Regions from separate parts of the Homo sapiens genome. Here all the other regions are linked to region 3. The links are chromatin contacts, found by Hi-C or POLR2A ChIA-PET in ENCODE. All regions are on one chromosome and are shown on one strand. The core of a region is the stretch at or near the end of the contact, and the rest is flanking DNA. Distances in the headings are between cores, read along the strand shown. Region 1 holds the start of ACAA1 (acetyl-CoA acyltransferase 1). Region 2 holds the start of ZBTB47-AS1 (ZBTB47 and NKTR antisense RNA 1). Region 3 holds the start of EIF1B-AS1 (EIF1B antisense RNA 1). Region 4 holds the start of DLEC1 (DLEC1 cilia and flagella associated protein).

Region 1 (3,108 bases), core at 25-2,524, 2.2 Mb after region 3:
GAGGACGACCCTCCTTCGGGGGTTGTAGGAAACGGGCCTTGCTTTTTGGGATCTGGTGGAGCCACAGTTCTTCCACGGAGGAATCTGAGGGGTTCATACGGTCCTGCCCTCGAGGATGGCGAGGAGGGGACAAGTGGGAAGGCACCAGCTCTGCCCTCCACTGTCTCTGGGGAACACGCAATCCTGCCAGTAGGGGTATGGGAAGACCCCTGCTGTGCTCCCCGAGGTGGGAGTGGGAAACGGACAGCTGCCTTCTGGAGCCTGAGGCATGCCGTGGCCCTGCCCTCGAAATGGTTGGGGACGTCATGACACTAGGTTGGGGAGCACAAGGCACCCTGTCCTTTGGTGTCTGTGGAAAGCCCAGCACTACTCTCCAGGGTCTCAGGTGAAGACATGGCCCTGCTATTGGGAGTCAAGGGGGCACGTGGCCTTGCCCTTTAGGTTTAGGGACACAGTCCTGACCTGGGGAGCCCTGGTTCATTCATTTACTCATTCGACAAGTACTTATTGATCATCTACTAAGTGTCAAGGGTGTCGCAGGCTCCCCGGATACATGGTACCTCTCTGCCTTGGTGGAGACCCCAGCCTAGCACGGGAAATGGGCACTAATAAAATCATTCCAATTGGGTGTAAAACTGGTAAAAGTGTGAAATGTTCATTCTCCAGTTAGAGAGCTTGTCACACCCCGCATGTCTGTAAAATCTGTTCTCCCGGCCAGCCCGGAAGCCCAAATTCCCTGTCTTCTCGAAAGAATGGGAAAGCCCAACCACGTCGGAGCAGGACTCGGGCGTCTCGGAAGTATTTAGGTCCCCCAGCTCGGGTACTGGGACCGGAGGGATAGCAGAGCCTCCTAGGAAGTGGGTAGAGGAATTAGAGCCTCGGCTTCCATCTCCAGCCCCCAAGCAGTAAGCGGTCCTGGCTGCCCAGCCTTCCGTTTGGCTGCGGGCAGGAGACAGGGATTTGGGGGTCAGGTCTCGGGTTTGGCTACAAAAGGTGGAAAGACTTCCGGTCTGCATTTCTGGGCGGGGATTCGTAAAGATACACCTTCTGGTTGGCTGCGGTAGGCCAAGGTAGGCGGGGCATTGAGTGGAAAGCTCGGCTGGGCGGTGCCTGTGGGCCCTCCTATAGAGGGCTTGGTAGGCGGTGGCGGGGAGGGGCGGGTTCCCAGGCCGACTCTCCTTGTGGTTGGCTGAGGCTGGAGGTGGACGGGACTTTTGGAGGGTCGCTCGCGTCTGTTCGCAGAGCTGTGGGCGGAGTTGAGGCCTTGGAGGCTGAGATGTGGTTCTGCGCGTGTGCGGACGGCTGTCTGTTAACTCCGCGGTCAGTTCCCGGACTGGTGGCTGGTCTGCAGGGTTGACCTGCGCAATGCAGAGGCTGCAGGTAGTGCTGGGCCACCTGAGGGGTCCGGCCGATTCCGGCTGGATGCCGCAGGCCGCGCCTTGCCTGAGCGGTGCCCCGCAGGCCTCGGCCGCGGACGTGGTGGTGGTGCACGGGCGGCGCACGGCCATCTGCCGGGCGGGCCGCGGCGGCTTCAAGGTGAGGCCCGAGGGTCTGGGCGCCGAGTGTGGGAAGACGCCGGCGCGGGCTGGGGTCCGGTTCGTATGTTTGGTTATCCTGGACGCCGGAGGCAGCTCCGCACCCAGCTGTGGTCGCTTTGTCTCCCTGGGGTGGGCATGGGGGAGTGGGGGTCACTGCGGCTGCTCTTTCTGCTGCAGGACACCACCCCCGACGAGCTTCTCTCGGCAGTCATGACCGCGGTTCTCAAGGACGTGAATCTGAGGCCGGAACAGCTGGGGGACATCTGTGTCGGTGAGCGAACCACTCAGGCCCTGCGCTGGGCCTTCCCCGTTCTTCCGTTCGTCCAGAGCTCTCCTCACCTCCCCGCCCCGAATTTTCACTGGGGGAACCTCCATGGCCTTGACCTTTGAAGGGGTCCTGCCCCTTCACACCTGTGGGTATTTCTCGTCAGATGGGAGGAGAGACTGAGAAAAGAAATAAGACGCAGAGACAAAGTGTAGAGTGGGCCCAGGTGACCGGCATCGGTCTCCGAGTTCCCTCAGTATTTATTGATTACTATTTTCACTATCTCGGCAAGGGGAGTGCGGCAGTGTGGGGGAAAGGAAGAGAGATCAGACTGTTACTGTGTCTGTGTAGAAAAGGAAGACAGAAGAAACTCCATTTTGATCTGTACTAAGAAAAATTTTTCTGCCTTGAGATGCTGTTAATCTGTAGCCTTAGCCCCAACCCTGTGCTCACAGAAACATGTGCTGTATTGAATCAAGGTTTGAGGGATTTAGGGCTGTGCAGGATGTGGCTTGTTAACCATTTGTTTGCAGGCAGTATGCTTGGTAAAAGTCATCGCCATTCTCCATTCTCGATTAACCAGGTACACAGTGCACTGCGAAAGGCCGCAGGGACCTCTGCCCAAGAAAGCCTGGGTATTGTCCAGGTTTCCCCCCACTGAGATTGTCTGAGATATGGCCTAGTGGGAAGGGAAAGACCTTACAGTCCCCCAGCCCGACACCCGTAAAGGGTCTGTGCTGAGGAGTATTAGTAAAAGAGGAAGGCCTCTTTGCAGACACCCGTAAAGGGTCGGTGCTGAGGAGTATTAGTAAAAGAGGAAGGCCTCTTTGCAGTTGAGATAAGAGGAAAGCATCTGTCTCCTGCTTGTCCCTGGGAATGGAATGTCTTGGGTGTAAAACCCAACCATACATTCTATTTACTGAGATAGGAGAAAACCGCCTTATGGCTGCAGGTGAGACATGCTGGCGGCAATACTGCTCTTTACTGCACTGAGATGTTTGTGTAAAGTCAAACATAAATCTGGCCTATGTGCACATCCAGGCACAGCACCTTTCCTTAAACTTACTTATGACACTGAGTCCTTTGCTCACATTTTTTCCTGTTGACCCCCTCCCCACCATTACCTTATAGTAATGGTATATAATGCCACATCCCTCTTGCCAAGATAGTAGAGATAGTGATCAATAAATACTGAGGGAACTCAGAGACCAGTGCTGGTGTAGGTCCTCAATTGCTGAGCACCAGTCCCCTGGGCCCACTTTTCTTCCTCTATACTTTGTCTCTGTGTCATTTCTTTTCTCAGTT
Region 2 (2,719 bases), core at 196-2,695, 2.3 Mb before region 3:
CAGCACCATCCTTGGCCCTTGGGGGGCCCTAAACCTCATGACCTGATTGGACTCTCTTGACTGGGCACAGAGATGCTGCCCGAGTCCACAATTGGCAGCCCCTCAGCAGGGTTCAGCCACCCCCATGTCTGGCCCCTCCCACACAATGCCCACCAGCTGTGCTGGCCTCCACAGCCAGATGTGCTGGTTCCCGGAAGCAATGCGTGCCCCTCCCCATCCGGCTGTGCCAGCTGCAGTCCAGGTCACTCCAGCCTAGCTAAGATGCAGGACCAGGGAGGTGGTCAGGCACTCTGGTTGCCAGGGGGTTTCATGCCCTCAAACCCTTGCCCCAAGTCAGGCTGGGGATTGGCCAGGTGCCAGACATCTCTCCAGGCTGCTCACCCAAGTCAGAGCCTTCTACACCTGAGGGGTACCTTGCCTCACTGATGAGAAGCCTCATCTCTCTACCCTGCCTCAGAGCCTCCCTGGAAGGCCCCATGATGAAACCTGGGGAGTCCATCTGCGCCCCCCTCCCATGTCAATTCTTTCTATGCTGGGCAGCAGTGGGGGGGCCCAGACTGAGCAAGGGGGCACAGGCTCATGACCTCTAGGCTCCTCCTTTTGGTGAGGGAGTGTCCATGCCAGCCTCCTCTGTGCACTTACCTCCCCTCTTTCCCTTGGAAATAGACCCAGAGAGGGCGGGGGATCTGCCCAAGGTCACACAGGAGTTGGTACGGGAGCTCTGGGTGTCCTCCCACACCCCCTTGGCCCGGGTCATCCCGAATCCCCAGGCAGGGCGGCTCCAGCGCCCACGTGGCCCAAGGCCCAGGCGGGAATCCGACTCCCTCTTCCCCCCATTACCCAGCCCGAGGGCGGCGCCGTCCGGGCGCAGGGGAGCGCCCCCCTTCGCCGGTGCCTAGCAAGACCTCAGCCTCGCGCGCCGGCGCCCCCACCACAGGAATTTAACCCCCTCCCCACCGAGAGCAGCGCCACAGCGCCGCATTCCCGGCCCGCGGGACCCAGCAGATGGAGCCGGGAGACCGGGGGAGGGGGGAAGATCCCTCCAGCCCCTCCACCCGGGCCCGCGGGCCGTGTGCCTGGGAGGTCAGAGCTGGCAGGTGGGCGGATAAGCGGGGGGACAGGCAGGGCCCTGCGTACCATGGTGCCGTGGCGCTGGGGGCTCACAGGGCCCCGCGGGATCGCGCTGCCCCCGGCGGCCAGGCCAGGGCCGCTCCATGAAGCGCCGCGCTGGGGGCCGCCCCCGCGCAGGGCCCCGCGACCATGGCCCCCGGGGGCGCGGCCAGGCAGGCGGAGGCGCAGGGCCGCGGCGAGTCCAGCGCCAAGCAGCTGCGGCCCCAGAGCCTCGGGCGCGGCGGGCGGGGGGCGCGGGGCGCCGATTGGAGCCCGCGCGTCAGCTGGGGCCGCCGTCTGGACGCTTAAAGGGCCAGGCCGCCTGCGTGCCGGCGGGGGGCGCGGACACGCGTGGTGTGCGCGGTCCCCGTGCAGCCCGCCCTGCCGCAGGCTGCCCTCCACCCCCAGCCCCAGCTCCAGCCCCCAGCCCGTCCCCACTGCTCATATCCGAGCAGATAGACCCCGGCCCCACCCTCCCGTGCTGAGCCTCCTTTCTGCCGGGAAGTTCGTCCGGGAGTCAAACATCGCTGCCCTCCGGTTGCGCCACGGAGGGGGAGCCAGGATAGGAAGCTGCCGTGAAATCAGGAAGCTGAGCGCGCCGGGCCCCGGATCCGAACAGAAAAGGCTTCCACCCGCTCCCCTGAGGGATCCCACGCTGAGGGACTGAACCCCGCACCCCAGCCGCGCTCACCACCCCCACCCTCTCGCCTGGGCTGCTCTGACCTGGGGGTGAGTCTGGGGTCCCCAACTGGTCCAGTCCCCCATCCCTATCCCAGGGCGGCGCAGGGCTCATTTTGCTCTGTGCCTCCAGGACTTGGCTCCAGTGGACCCATACCTACCTGGCGGCCTCATGCTGCATAGGGCCACCCAGGGCAGGAGATTTAAATCCCAGGACTACAACCGCAGCGATCAAATCATCTAAGGTGACTGGCCCAGGGCCAGGAGACAGAGGGACCAGAGGAGTAGGGACCAGAGGCCCAGGCCCCACTGTGCCCCTCTAGCCGTGTGACCTGACCACTGCTGAGTGGCCCCCTTGCTCAGCCTCTGCTGGGGAGATGCAGCCAGGCTTGCGGAATGCTGCTCTGGCATGGACACCCGTGGGGGCAGGGGGCTGGCTCTGTTGGCAGGAGGCTGTAAAGGAAGGCTGCCAGGCTGAGCAGGCAGCAGGGTGGGGACCACGGGGCACTAGACCTGGCAAGGTCTGGATGGTGACTGGGCCACCATTGTAGAGGAGAGGCCTCTGTGGACATCCCCTCCTCCTACCCCAAGCTCACTACTGCCCATCCTGGGTCACTCTCATGTTGCCCCCATCCTGATATTCCACACCCCTCCCCACATATGTGCGCTTGTGTTTACATACAAGTCCATGTCCAGCTGCAGCAGTATCTCCTGGGTATGTTGTCCTACTCACGAGTGGGCAGGAACTCTGGCGCTGGCTCAGGGTGACTTGGTTCTAGGTGCCAGAGGAGAAATGGAGGAGAGACCAGGGTATTAGGCAGGTGCTGTGAAACAGCCTGATGGTCTGTCCTGTAAGATTGCAAGGGCCTCCTCCCCCACCCCCACTCTCTGCCAGAATACGTAGGGCCTCAGGATAAGGCTATCCCAGAGC
Region 3 (3,114 bases), core at 576-3,075:
ATAACCTCTCCGTATTCAGGATGTTCAATCACAGTACCATTACAGGCAAATTTCTGGAAAAGTGCATAAATATACAACAAAATTTAGTCAACTACTATGAGGTTTTATTTCACCGTATGAACAGAATTAGCCATTTCAGTAAGCTAGATCATATTTAGAGAAACAGATTTTGTCTCCTATAATCCACAATCCTTCCAAATTAATTTGTAAACCAGGAAATGATTTTATGTGTAACATCAAGAACTAAATATTTCACATTTAAATTTATTTAAAAGCAACGCGAATCTTCTTTTAAAATGAGAGACCACACTGGGAGAATAACTAAATATTTACATGTTAATTACAAAAATGAGAACAACTTTCTTGGTCTAGTTATTTTCATCCACGCCGATATAAAGGTGTGAATCATAATCCAGTTCAGAGGTGTGCATCAGTAACTCTAATCCTTTCTTCCTAATCCCTTTACCTTTTTGAAAGCTTTCACAAGTTTCTTTTTGTCATAATCATCTGCAATGCCCTGAACAGTAGTCAGTGTCTTTCTGCCGTTCCGTTGCTGGATTCTTATATGAATGTAATCCTCAGTCCCTGCCGGGAGTAAGTCGTCACCCTTAGTTGCATCAGCAAAGGGGTCTGCGAATGGATAAAAAAAAAAAAAAAATCCAAAGTAGAAAAATATTTTTTAAGAAGTACTTTCCAGAAATACATTATACTACCAATCCAGACAGTCATCAATGAAGGTTCTAGTGCCTTTGCTGTTTTTGCCGGTAGGAATGGAGATGGGGGTGGAGTATTAATAAAACCCCCAAGATACTCTCACAAAAAGAGAAACATTTGAACAGCTATGTCCATTGTAGAAAAACGCTGTTATAGATAAATAATGTTATCGTTCAATATGGTCCTCTAATGAGAAAAAGATTTAGAAAACCTTAATATTGTAGCCGCTATAAAAATGTGCGTCATCTCGATTACATTCTGATGAAAACATAAACATTCGAATACGCCCACCTTAATCATTTAACCGTAACTGTGCCTTGCCAAAAAAAAAGTAGATTACATATATATCAAGAGGCGTAATTTAACAAATTGCTACGCAAGCAGAGAAGACTGAACCACTGGCCAGTGACAGATCAGAGGCTTGCATCCGCATCTTTCCCTAAGTGCCCCCAGGAGCTGCCAGAGAACGGGCGCCGATCCCTGGTTTCCCTGGCCCGGCATACCCTTTGCAAGTAGCAGGGCCGATCTAGGAGTCCACGAAATAGGATCGCCAAGGTTTCAAGGGGCAGAAGCGGAGGCGAGAGCCGGGTCAAGGACGGGGCAGGGGGTGGCGCAGGGCCCGCGGCCGGGGCTCCGAGAGGAGGGCTCGGAGTCCGGCGCTGTCCTCGGGGAAGGGGTCGCCAGGGGCCCCGTCGCCATTTTCTGGGCGCCGAGACAAAGCCCCACTAGGGGTGCGGGAAGGGCAGAAAGGGGGCCCCTAGGGGCGGTGGCCAGGCGGGCAAAAGGCCGAGATGCGCGCCGGGCAAGGGAGGGAGGCGGCGGCGACGGGATCTTACCGAAAGATTGGAGGTTCTGGATAGTGGACATGCGATACTAGTGTGAGGCCGGTGAGGGGATAAAATTCCTGCGGGGCCCGCCCGGATCACCTTGTCAGGAGGCTGTAGTGGCGAGAAAACGGAAATAAATAAGAAAACGCTTCGCCCTGGGGTTGGGATTAGGCTGGAGTGGCGGCGGCGGAAGCCGGGAGGAGGCAGGAAGAGGCGAAGGAGGAGGCGGAGGAAGAGGCGAGGGCGCGAGAGAAGAGGCGGCGCTGCGGCTTCTCGCACAAAATGGCCGATGGAGACTATTTAGCCGCGCCCGCGGCCCCTCCCACGTGACCGTCCCGCGCCGAGCATCCTGGGACTTGTAGTTTTCTGGAGGCAGCAGAGCCCGGAAAGCCTGAGGCCGGGGGCGGCCGAGACCGCAATTCCCGTCACGGAGTGCGTCCTCTAGCGCGGGGCGGAAGACCCGCGAAGTGTTCAAGCGGCCGCAGAGCGGCCCAGAGTTCGCAGGTCTGGGGCTCTCTTCCCAGAGAGCTCGTAGGGGAGGACAGTCAAGGGACTCAAGCGTCTCTCTTGACTCCCCTTCTCTCGCTGTGCAGTGGCGGCGCCGAGGGGTCGACGCTCAGGGCTAATCTCTATGAGTCACCCTCGAGGCCCCGGGTAATGTAAGTAAAATCGGGGTGCAGGAACAAAACAAGTCCCCTTGCTCCGGCTTTCAACTCATTGGCCCCCGCTCAGCAACTACCTGCATTGAAATTCCAACCCCAGTTGCAGGAGCGGTGTTAGTCTCAACCAATACTGGAGATGGGAGCCTCTCTTTCCAGGATTGGACGGACCTCCGATTCCCTAGCACGGTGGATCTCAGACTAAAGCGTGTGTCTCTGGAGGGCTTGAGAAAACACTGATAGACCCCAGAGTTTCTGTTTCAGGAAGTCTAGGGTGTGACCTGAAAATCTGCAATTCTCATAAGCTCCTTGGTGATGCTGATCCTGCCTGCTGGTCTGGGATCAGGCTTGAGAATCACTGCCCAGCTTAATCCTGGGCCTGGCATCGAGTGGGGGCCAGGTGTGTATGAACAGAAGATACCAGAAAATCAGCTTGTCAGCTCATTTTGTGTGCCTCAGAAGGCCCAACAGAGAATTCAGGAAAGATGCCAGGTATAAGCTGAAGGTGAGCTCAGCAAATAGGTTAATTGATGGAGTCATGTACCAGACCGTAATATCTTCCTATCAGGTCACGCACAGAAAAATAAACCCGAGACTTTGGGAATTGGCTCACTCAGGCAGGTGTGTTCAATTGTCAAACTTGGTTGGCTTTCTGGAAGCAAAGAGATAGACTAAAATTTAGGGATTCTTAACTTTTTTGTGTGTGCCATGGCAATCCTGTGAAGCTGCTGAATCCCTTCTCAGAATAATGAGAAGTTAAGTTTTAAGTTCACAAAGTACATAGGATTACAAAGGAAACCAATTATATTGAAATTTAAAAAATACATTAATAACGTGTATTTCTTTATTAATACACTAATAAGATCTAGCAAGATTAGGTCTAATACTATAATTTCAAAAAGCTGATAAATGTA
Region 4 (2,961 bases), core at 235-2,734, 2.3 Mb after region 3:
ATATTCTGGCTCATGTGAATGACAGGGATGTGAGTCTGAAGTTCAAGGGCAAGGTCTGGCTGGGTAGGCTGAAGTCTTAGCAGAGTGAATGTGGTGACCCACGAATCACAGAGTACAGGATCCCAGCCAGGGGCTCTGGCTGCACTTTAAGAAGCCTATAACCCGTGGAGGCGGCGAGACTGGTCCTGTAAGTATCTCACATACTGTATAGGTATTCATTTTGTTAATGTCTATCTACCTCAGTTAGGTTGAAAGCTACAGAGGACAGGTTGCGTGTGTGAGTGTGGGTGTGCCCGAACACTGGCGTTTTTATTCACTGCTGAATCCCCACTGCCTAGAACAGAGTATGACACCCAGCAGACATTCAACAAATGTGTTAAGTGAAGGAATGACTGAAGCTAACGACGTGGGATGCATGTCACTTAAGGGGCAGGTAGAGGACAGAACAGAAAGGAGAAGAAGAAGATCTGAGAGGCAGGAAGCACACCGGGGTAAAGGATCGGGTATGGGAGGAGTGCCCACAAGTTTAAGGGAGTCTTCAGTAGTGTGGCCAGCAGAGGCCGACTCAGCACAGAGGCCGCGAGTCAGCTGGTTTTCTCCTTGTACAGATGAGGAAGCAGAGTTGCTGTTCTAGAGGCTAGACACGCTTCCTAAAATCTGCGCATGAATGGCCCAGTCAAGATTGTGGTTTGTGATACAAAGGCACCCCAAAGCCGGGTGACTTTTGGCTTTATCCTCTCCATGGAACAACTATTCAGCGGTCTGCCGCAGTCGTTCATTGATATATGCAATATATAACGTATGTGTCTAGAGAAATATAGACAGGTGCTACAGATATATGCCGCACGTTGTGTGGTATGTGTGGTATTTGCGCATGTGTGTGTATGGATAGAGCGTCCTTCCACTAGAATGTCGGGCCCACTTCGGCATGATGGGCTGTTTCTCAACTGCAGCCCCAGATCCTGGAACAGCGCCTGGCACCTGGCAGGTGCTGACGCGTGCCGAGCGCTGAGACCCCGGCACCGTCCGCAGACGCGACGCCACCGCCACGTTACCTGCTGCAGCTGGTCCACGAACTCCTCGTGGCGCTCATTCTCGCTGCCGCGGGCCTTGATCAAGCTTGCGCTCACTTCGTCGCCGATGACCTCGGCTGAGTACAAGTTGCGGAAGACGCCGGTGAGCAAGTGCGAGATATCTTGGGTGCGCAGCGAGGAGGGGCGCAGACGAAGCAGCTGAGGCTCGGGACGCTGCGCCAGCGCAAGCTGCGTGAGGCGGCGGGGCCGGGCTGCGAAGCTGTAGTGGAAGGCCTCAGAGTAGGCGAGGGAGGAATACAAGGAGGACTTCCAGGTGGGCTGGCTGGGGCTGCTGGACCCGGCTGGTGGCGAAGTTGGCGCCCACATTGTCCCCTGGCACTCGTTGGTCCGGGACGCTAAAGACCTCCGCGTTTTGGAGCTCCTGGTCTCCATGGCAACCGAGACGCCGCTAACTCCCTGCGGCACTTCGGCTTCCGGCCTCACCCCTTCCGCCTTGCCTTTCTCTCGGATCCCGTCATCGCTGTGGTCATTGTAAACATTTGTGTCTTCAGCATTGTCCTTTTAAAAGTGAGCTTACTAAGTGTGAGGACCCATGAAGAAAGGTTTAATTGACACAGCCAGGCCTATCTGCAAAACCTTGTACCTAACTACCTACCTTCATCCATTCTTTAATTTGTTAAGCAACTGTTCATTCACTCATCATATTTATTGTGTAAAGATTGTGTTTCAGGTCTGTGCTGATTGCTGAAGATACCAAAGAAGTATGATGCTGCTTCTGCCTTCAGGAAGTGCACAGTCGTGTATGTGTGTGTTTGTGATGATGGCGGTGGGTGTGGAGGTAAAAGTAAAACAACTGTACTTTAGTGGGTTAAGGCCAAGGTGGAGATAAATATTGGTTGTCATGGAACTACAAAGGAGGACAGGAACTTAGTCTGTAGAAGGAGCGATTACTTCTTGGAACAAATGAAAACCAAGCAGAGATTTCAAAGAAGGAGTAGACTGAACATCATTAGTCATCAAAGAAGTGGAAATTAAAACCACAATGCAGTACTACAGTTAGTAGAATGACAAAAAACAAAAAAGTACCTAAATAAGAGCGTGTGTGTGGTGGCTCACACCTGTAATCCCAACACTTTGGGAGGCTGAGGCACGAGGATCACTTGAAGCCAGGAGTTTGAGACCAGCCTGGGCAACATAGGGAGACCCCATCTTTACAAAATATTTAAAAATGTGGGAAGGACGGAATGAAATTCAGGAGGAGTGGAACTTAAAGAGTGTGAGGGTGGAGGAATGACACTGATAGGTTAGGGCCAGATCATAAGTGGGTTGGTAGGCCACAATAGGGAATTTGGACTTTATTTTGAGGGCAGTAGGAGGTTCATCAAGGGTCTTAAGCTGGGGCATGTCATGGTCAGCTCTGTTTTACTAAGATCATTCTGATTGCTATGAGAATAGACAGGAGAGGCAAGAGGCATCAGGAAGTTCAGTTAGGAAACTAGCACAGAAGTTAGGAAAGAGATGAAGGGAGATTGGATGAGAGAGAGGGAACTGGATTGGAGATAGATCCAAAAAGTAGAATTGATAAGACTTGCTGGTGGATAATGGGAGGTAAGAAACAGGCACCAAGAATGACTCCCAGGTATCCTGTGTGTGCAATCAGGGGGGTGATGACAGCATCACTGAGATGGAAAAGAGGACTGCATTTGTCCAGGGCAGCAGCATAACATCACATTGACTGTTGTCATTTGCACACCATGGCTTTTGCTCACAGGTGATACAACCAACCACTTTCTACTCCACACTGAGTTTGCTTGCCTTACATCCTGAAACCCACTTCCAGAGATGAGTGCTAGCATGCTTGCCCACACACCTGGGCTACTTCCACTTCTACTTCTCTTGGTTGGGCCTGGCTCTCTCTTTTGTCCTT

Evidence for each region. Hi-C counts contacts between places; a loop is a spot of excess contacts on that map. ChIA-PET counts read pairs that join two places held with the same protein, here RNA polymerase II (POLR2A). Pooled maps may share reads with other maps.
Region 1: a loop to region 3 is called in a map of B cell, with 26 times the contacts of the local background. The contact joins the promoter of ACAA1 here to the promoter of EIF1B-AS1 in region 3. A Hi-C loop is called at or near these places in 2 of 168 maps with a recorded cell type or tissue (B cell and CD4-positive, alpha-beta memory T cell), 1 of 37 single-sample maps with no recorded cell type and 6 of 50 pooled maps.
Region 2: a loop to region 3 is called in a pooled map, with 13 times the contacts of the local background. The contact joins the promoter of ZBTB47-AS1 here to the promoter of EIF1B-AS1 in region 3. A Hi-C loop is called at or near these places in 6 of 50 pooled maps.
Region 4: a loop to region 3 is called in a pooled map, with 5 times the contacts of the local background. The contact joins the promoter of DLEC1 here to the promoter of EIF1B-AS1 in region 3. A Hi-C loop is called at or near these places in 2 of 168 maps with a recorded cell type or tissue (CD4-positive, alpha-beta memory T cell and CD8-positive, alpha-beta T cell) and 10 of 50 pooled maps. POLR2A ChIA-PET finds 5 or more read pairs at or near these places in 2 of 52 experiments (BJ and PC-9).

The regions. Positions count from the first base shown.
Region 1 is chr3:38,135,293-38,138,400 of GRCh38, reverse strand. It overlaps ACAA1 (acetyl-CoA acyltransferase 1), which reads left to right and starts at 1,274. Exons shown (of 12, transcript NM_001607.4): 1 at 1,274-1,536; 2 at 1,716-1,809. The coding sequence starts at 1,366. RefSeq lists enhancers at 1-56, 1-159.
Region 2 is chr3:42,653,114-42,655,832 of GRCh38, reverse strand. It overlaps ZBTB47-AS1 (ZBTB47 and NKTR antisense RNA 1), which reads left to right and starts at 1,445. Exons shown (of 3, transcript NR_125400.1): 1 at 1,445-1,839. ZBTB47 (zinc finger and BTB domain containing 47) reads right to left here and starts at 2,136. Exons shown (of 6, transcript NM_145166.4): 1 at 1,950-2,136. RefSeq lists silencers at 1,036-1,115, 1,156-1,515 and an enhancer at 1,521-2,162.
Region 3 is chr3:40,308,409-40,311,522 of GRCh38, reverse strand. It overlaps EIF1B-AS1 (EIF1B antisense RNA 1), which reads left to right and starts at 1,825. Exons shown (of 3, transcript NR_033965.1): 1 at 1,825-2,200. It overlaps EIF1B (eukaryotic translation initiation factor 1B), which reads right to left and starts at 1,816. Exons shown (of 4, transcript NM_005875.3): 1 at 1,551-1,816; 2 at 467-630; 3 at 1-53. The coding sequence starts at 1,581. LOC124906228 (a long non-coding RNA gene) reads left to right here and starts at 2,712. Exons shown (of 2, transcript XR_007095876.1): 1 at 2,712-3,114. RefSeq lists a silencer at 1,406-1,455 and an enhancer at 1,726-2,085.
Region 4 is chr3:38,037,731-38,040,691 of GRCh38, reverse strand. It overlaps DLEC1 (DLEC1 cilia and flagella associated protein), which reads right to left and starts at 1,484. Exons shown (of 37, transcript NM_007335.4): 1 at 1,056-1,484. The coding sequence starts at 1,466. RefSeq lists enhancers at 690-919, 1,210-1,419.